Linked DNA regions of Homo sapiens: region 1 is linked to region 2. The links are chromatin contacts, found by Hi-C in ENCODE. All regions are on one chromosome and are shown on one strand. Each heading gives the region's core, a stretch centred on a gene start or an enhancer-like site at or near the end of the contact. The rest is flanking DNA. Distances are from core to core; before and after follow the strand shown. Region 1 overlaps F8 (coagulation factor VIII). Region 2 holds the start of RAB39B (RAB39B, member RAS oncogene family).

The links. A loop is a pair of places that touch in the nucleus more often than their neighbours do. Pooled maps may share reads with other maps.
Region 1: a map of naive thymus-derived CD4-positive, alpha-beta T cell shows a loop between it and region 2 (19-fold over the local background). The contact joins the enhancer-like site here to the promoter of RAB39B in region 2. A Hi-C loop is called at or near these places in 1 of 168 maps with a recorded cell type or tissue (naive thymus-derived CD4-positive, alpha-beta T cell), 3 of 37 single-sample maps with no recorded cell type and 9 of 50 pooled maps.

What each region holds. Positions count from the first base shown.
Region 1 is chrX:154,979,128-154,982,798 of GRCh38, forward strand. The region is part of intron 6 of F8 (coagulation factor VIII); the gene reads right to left. Among named protein-coding and RNA genes, the nearest start is that of F8, 42 kb to the right of the region's middle. RefSeq lists enhancers at 1,783-1,832, 1,933-1,982. Within about 2 kb of position 1,869, at least 4 of the 41 ENCODE cell types and tissues checked have a DNase peak (open chromatin) inside an H3K27ac peak, as active enhancers do.
Region 2 is chrX:155,262,024-155,265,822 of GRCh38, forward strand. RAB39B (RAB39B, member RAS oncogene family) reads right to left here and starts at 2,468. Exons shown (of 2, transcript NM_171998.4): 1 at 2,051-2,468. The coding sequence starts at 2,265. RefSeq lists silencers at 2,246-2,455, 2,466-2,515.

The DNA.
Region 1 (3,671 bases), core at 619-3,118, 280 kb before region 2:
AGTTCCTGGGCAGCAAAGTGGCATGGTTGATGGCAATCATAGCAATGAAACAACCTGAATCTCAAGTGGTCTGTGCTGGCGTTGGTTGTGGCTGCTATGGATCGCATGGCCAGTCTCCAGACCCTCAAGTGGTGCATGCAGTGAGTGCTAACTGTGGCAGTAGTGGCAGGTTGAGTGGGCCTGACCTCAGACCCCAGGAGGTGCTCAGGTGCCACCAGTGGTGGACAGGGCTAAGTGATCCCTAGGCCCCTGGATGATATGCTTGGGTACTGGGGGCAGGTAGAGCTGGGCTACGTGAACCTGCCCTCAGGCTCCTTGGTGGTGTGTGAGGTGCTGGTTGTGCTATGCAGGGGTGGGGTGATACCGAGGTCACTAGCAAAATGCTCAGGTTGGGGTGCAGCAGTAGCTGTGCTATAGCCCTGCTCTTGGTGAAGGTGGGGTTGCTTTCTCAGGGAGTAGCTGTAGGCAGGTAGCTTGGGAGCACAAGGTTCACTAGTGTTTTGGCCCCACAGCAGCCTGCAGCAGCAGTGGTTGTAGGTAGTGGAATTTGTTCTTGGAATATGTGAAAATGCATGGGCACTCCTCTGCTGGGTGGGGCAGGATCACTGCTCAGGGCTCCTGCCTAAGTCACGGCCATCATAGCAGGGCAGGATGTGTGGGCTGTGTTCTCAAAATGGTGCTGTGCTGCAGCTGCTTGGGAGAATTGCAGAATCCAGCGTGAGCTCTCTGTTGCAATGCCTTCACACGGTCTTTAGGCAACTCCCTATGCTAGTCTCTGTGCTGTCAAGGAATAAGGCGCTCTCCTGTGGCTAGGATTGCAAGAGTCCTTGGTGAAAATGAGGAACACTAAGGGTCTCTTACCTTTTCCCCACATTAGGAAGCTGTTCCAGACTCCCAGCCAATCCCAGGCAAACAGGCCTTATTTCTCTCTCCTCCCTTGCTTTCAATGCTTCCTGTCACTGCTCTGTTGAATTCCAGTGTTCTCTCTTAGATGACCTATTCAAAGTATAATTATCTACTTGCTACTTTGGTTCCTCTCCATGGAAGGGATGAACACTAGATGCATCTAGTCAACCATCCTGAAGCCCCTCCTGATTGTATTTTTGGATAACCTGTCTTTGAGCTTGCTGATCCTTTCTTCTGCCTGATCAATTCTGTTGCTGATGTCTTGTATTGCATGTGTCATTTTTTATTATACTTTTCAGTTCCAGGATTTCTGACTTTTTTTATTCCTTCAATTTCTCTGTTAAATTTCTTTGATAAACTTCTGAATTGTTTCTCTGTGTTTTATAAAAGTTTGTTGAGTTTTCTTAAAATAGCTATTTTGAATTCTTTGTCTACCAGATCATTCACCTGCATGTCTTTAGGATTAGTCACTGGCACGATTTTTTGTTCATTTGTTGAGGCTGTCTTTCTTAGGCTATTCTTATTCTTTGCAGATGTGCATCCCTGTCTACACATTGAAGAATTAGGTATTTATTCTCATGTTCACAGTCTGGGTTTGTTTGTGACTGCTCTATTTCAGTGAGCTCGTTTAGAAATTGAGTGGGGCTGAGTGTGGTGGCTCATACTTGTAACCTAGCACTTTAGGAGGCTGAGGCTGGAGGATTGCTTTAGGTCAGGAGTTCGAGACCCAGCCTGAGCAACATAGCAATACCCCAATCTTCCCCACCCCACACACAAAACCCGAAAATTTAGCCAGGCATAGTGGCACACACCTGTAGTCCCACTCTGGAGGCTGAGGTGGGAAGACCGTGTGAGCCCAGCCAGGAGTTCAAGACTGCAGTAATCTATGATCGCACCACTGCACTCCAACCTAGGCAACAGAGACCATATCAAAAAGAAAGTGAAAGGACTGGCTGTTGTATTTCCTTTTAGCACGAGAGGGCGCCCTGAGCCCAGGTTAGACGCAAGTCTCATGCTGGCTCTGCTACTAATTAGTGGAGATCCACAGAGGGCACTCAGGCCATACGGGAGAGTTTTCCGGTGTAAAAACCGTGGGTCCATGGTGACTTTCCGCCTGTGGTACTGCAGTGGCTTGCGGGTGGGGTCTCAGTCATAAAGAACCAATCCCCTTTATGTGCAACTATGGTTTTACTCGTCTTTGCAGTCCAAAAGGGCTTCACAGTCTTGCTCATGGGTTCAGGTTTTCTTAACTCTTCTGAAGGTAATTTCACGCATCGAGTTGTTACCTTGATGTTTCTGTGAGGAGATTATTGCTGAAGAGTCCTATTCCACCACTTTGCTCCACTCAGCATGCACTACTTAATCACAAGCAGGAGATGAAGGCCCGGAAAGAAGACAATAGAAGCCCAAACCCCTCTCCTCAACCTTTATCTAGTAGACCACAGTGTCCTTATAATTCAGCAGTCAGCACCTTTTCTTATAAACGCCAGATGGAAGAGATGCATATATAAGGAAGGGTATGTGGGAAGGGGCATGGGGCCAGCCACTCTCCAGGAACCTCCATGCGTTCAGCTACTCAGAAGCTCCTGATGGGCAATTCTAATATGAATATTTATCTCTTTTAATTCTTATCATTTTTCTATCATTTCTTGATGTTAAAATCTGCTTTAAAACACACAGTTGACTCTTGAACAATACAGGTTTGAACTGCATGAGTCCACTTATATGCAGTTTTTTTTCAATAAATATAGTGAGATTTTTTTGGAAATTTATGACAATTTGAAAAAACTGTCAGATGGACCACATAGGGTAAAAATATCAAAAAAATTAAGAAAAAGGTATGTTATGAATGCAAAAAATATATGGAGATGGCCGGATGCAGTGGCTCACACTTATAATCCCAGCACTTTGGGAGGCCAAGGCGGGCAGATCACGAGGTCAGGAGTTCAAGACCGGCCTGGCAAACATGGTGAAACCCCATCTCTACTAAAACTACAAAAATTAGGTGGGCGTGGTGGCACATGCCTGTAATCCCAGCTACTTGGGAGGCTGGGGCAGGAGAATCGCTTGAACCCAAGAGGGGGAAGTTGCAGTGAGCTCAGATTGTGCCACTGCACTCCAGCCTGGGTGACAGAACAAGACTCCGTCTCAAAAAATATATATATATACTTTGGGAGGCCAAGGCGGGTGGATCACGAGGTCAGGAGATCGAGACCATCCTGGCTAACACAATGAAACCCCGTCTCTACTAAAAATACAAAAAATTAGCCAGTCGAGGTGGCGGGCGCCTGTAGTCCCAGCTACTCGGGAGGCTGAGGCAGGAGAATGGCGTGAACCCCGGGGGGCAGAGCCTGCAGTGAGCTGAGATTGCGCCACTGCACTCCAGCCTGGGCGACAGCAAGACTCCGTCTCAAAAAAAAAAAAAAAAAAAATATATATATATATGTATACACACTTATATATACATATACATGTTGATACTAGACTATTTTATCATTTATTACCATAAAATATACAAAAATCTATTATAAAAAGTTGAAATTTATAAAAACTTACATACTTACAACCATACATGGCACCATTCCCAGTTGGGACAAATGTAAACAAACGTAAAGATCCAGTATTAAATCGCAACTGCATAAAATTAACGGTAGTAGCCATCTCCTATTGTTATTGTGCTGAGCTCGAGTGCTGCAGGCATCCACTGAAAACTCTGCATGATGCTAATCATCTCTGCATAAGCATTTCATCTCTCCATAAACTTT
Region 2 (3,799 bases), core at 1,218-3,717:
AGGAGCCATCAGAAGAAACTTCACATGTTTTAACTTCTTGACTTGAGGAACCTCATTATAAATATACATTATGGCACTTTGCTTACAGTGTATTAAAGCTTATTACAGGGTATGGACCTATTTGTCTCTGCAGTCACTTGCTTTAGACTACTGTGATTTTTTTTACCTATGTCTATTTTTAGGTTTTCTGTCTCCTCAGATAAAGAAGATAGACAACGAAGGACTCAATAGCTTAGAGAAAATGGCTCAATGTTAGCAGAACAAGCATTGTCCAGGGACCTACAGTCCAAGCTAGATGATGGTAAAAGTAAAACTTACAAATGACTTTAAGTCTCCAAAATCAGGCAAATCAGCCCTGGGGACTGAAAGCATTTCTCGTCTCTTAGGTTTGAAGATTCATGGAGAATGGTAGATTTACCAGAAAATTTAGACATGAACAAACAAAGGTTTTGATTTGTGAGAAGGTTGATTCAAGAAATCAACAAGCAAGCTGTAGATCACTGTCAAAACTCTGGAATATATTATTACATTAATTGTTTGTGAGTACTTAGCAAAGAAAGTGACAAAGGCCTTCTAAGCATGGACATAAGGCTACATAAACCTTAAATTCTTCCCTACATTAAAAAATCTTAAATAATGTGAAAAGACAGATGATAAACTAGGAATATATCTTACAACATACATGACAGGAAAGGGTTAATATTCTTAATCTATAAAGTACTCTTACAAGTCCATATTGCCCAATAAATAAATAAGCAGTGGATATGAACAGGCTGTTCATATAGAAAGAAATTCCAACAAACACATAAAAGATACCTTTCTTTGCTTAGGAGAAATGCAATCGCAAGTTCAAAGTGAACCTGTACAAGGATATTTTCCACAGTGGTGTTTGTGGAAGTGGGGAGCTGGAGGTAACTTAAGTTTGTAATTATTTCTTCTCCTTACCCCTCTTCAATTACCCAACCAGTATCTTCTATGCTTAGTTAGTTTTCAATAGATAAATGAGTAAATGATCATAAACTTGGGCTATTGAGTTTTCTTGATCTGGTTCCTGCTGCTCTACTTTAGTTCAAATTGTTCTCTGCAAAGTTTTCTGTGTACACTCTGCTCCCTCTCACTTCTGTCTTTATTCATGCTGTTTCCTATCCCTGGGCGTTTCCTGTCTTTGCTTAGGCAGTCATACTCATCCGGTCTCATCTTCTCCAGTTAACCTTTCCTCCTCTGTGTTCATACATATAATTACAAATAATACATGCTACAATAGAAAAGCAAAGGGTTCTGAGTGAAAGTAAACATATTCATTGATTATTCAATGAATTCATTGATTGAAATTAAGCATGTTCATTTTGTGCCAAGTGTTACAGTAGGGAGTGGGCATACAAATATGAGCAAGACACACTTTCGTAATTGCTGATTATCTATTTCCCTCAACTATGTTAGCACAGAAGTTCCAAGAATGAAGGGGCTTTGTCTGTTTAGATTACATGGCATCCCCTTGTGTGAGTCTCCTCACACTGTTTTCCCAGGAACAAGCCCAGAGTCTGGCACATAGTAGATGATCACTGAATGTGTGCTGGTTGCAAGAAGGAATCAATCGTATCTATTTCATGTTAGAACATATGTTAGCATATATATGTGCACACACACAGATGTGGAAATAAAACATAATACACATGTATTTATGTATTTAAATCTCTGTCAGTTATGTTAGGATGACCTGGGAACGTTTTTGAAAGTATGTAACATAGGGACTGAGATTGATGAATTACAGATACAGAGATCAATTCCAGCTAGTTTGTTAGCCACCAAAGGGCAGGTTGGTGGAGTTGTGGTGCAAGCAATATGTGTTATTGACCGGCCTTCCCTGCCAGGGCGCTTCTTTCCTTGCACTAAACTCCGGGTTAGCCGAAGGTGGGCTTCGGCAGAATCCTCAAGACCCTTGGTGTTGCCCTCCTGGACCGCACCTAGAACCAGGAAGTCCTCTCTCCCCAGAGGCGGTGCAAACCCCGAAGACCCTCCCACTGCTTGCGGGCCCGGACTGCGCTCCCACCTGAACCTCTCTTGACCCGCGGTATCCCAGATCTGGAGCTTGATGCGTTTTCCTGGCTCGATCTCCACCAAGCGGGAGAAAAAATCCACCCCCACGGTGGGGTCAGAAACCTGGGCAAAGCGACCCTCGGTGAAGCGGCGGATCAGGCAGGACTTGCCCACTGTGGAATCCCCGATGACAATGAGCCGGAACTGGTACAGCCAGATGGCCTCCATGGCCGCGGCTCTGCAGGTCTCCTTGGCCCGGACCGGGGACGGCGGGAGGGGGCGCCCCGCCGACGCCTCAGAGAGCGCGGCTCGGCAGGATCTAGCTCAGCCGCGAGCGCATCGCTGGCCTGGGAGCCCGAAGCTGGGTAGGCCCAGGCGCCGGGAGAGCGGAGGGATGGATGCTGCGCTCGCAAAGGTGATGAAATGGCAGCAGCATCAGCACCACGCACTCTGACTCATCACTGACAACCGGGTTACTGTAATCCCCCGCGTAGACGCGACGCCTGGGCCGCCGCACTATCTGTAAGAGGAGCGCACACAAAATGGCTGCAACATTAGCGCGATCCCTCCCTTTCTAACTACCCCACCCACCCTCTGTTCATTAAAACTGTTCTCTGTCGTTCAAACTGCCAATGTCATACCTTTTCATTGAAACTAGCAAAGCAATACAAAACTGCACAAAAAAGGGAAGGCACATAATTATATATTAGTCTACAAGTGTTTCCATGCTCACATAAACACACAAATATTATATGTGTTTGTATTCCTATATGCATTTATTGCTGTTTGTTTTTACAAAAATTAAACTGGGGCCTTACTTTCAATTAATAATTGCTTTTTGCAATTAATAAAGCAACATAAATATCTTTCCATTTCCACCTAATTTCCCTTTTGTCATAACTTATTTTAAAGTGTAGCCACAAGTATTTTATTTCTGTGAGCTACAGTCTTAAAAAAGGGGCCATGAATTCAAAGAGTATAAGTATTTTAAATTTAACGGACATGGGCATTCTACTTTCCAAAACTATTTAACAGTTTAAATTCTACCCAGCAATGTGTGAAAAGACCATCGCTCTGCATTATTTCAAGCATCATATGTATGTTTTATTCTTTCTTAATTCTTCTCAATAGAATTTAGTTAAATAAAAATATGTCTCATTGCTTTATTTTTACATTTCTCTGACTACTGATGAGGTCAATACCAAGTCTTGTGTATTGACCATTTCATTTCCTCTTCTGGGAATTGTCTCTTCATATCCTTTGTATTTTTTATGTGTAATTTTATTTTATTTTTTTTTTGAGACAGAGTCTCTCTCTGTCGCCCAGGCTGGAGTGCAGTGGCGCGATCTCGGCCCACTGCAACCTCTACCTCCCGGGTTCATGCCATTCTCCTGCCTCAGCCTCCCGAGTAGGTGGGACTACAGGTGCCCGCCACCACGCCCGGCTAATTTTTTGTATTTTTAGTAGAGATAAGGTTACACTGTATTAGCCAGGATGGTCTCGATCTCCTGACCTTGTGATCTGCCCGCCTCGGCCTCCCAAAGTGCTGGGATTACAGGCGTGAGCCACCGCGCCCGGCCTTCTATGTGTAATCTTTTATCGTTGCCTTACTCTTTAAAAAAAATCAGCTTCATTAACATGAAAATTCACATACTGTACAATTCACCCATTTAAAGTGAACAATTCTTAGCATAGGTTTTTAATATACTCACAGATATATACAACTATCACCACAGTTAATTTTATAACATTTTTATCACTT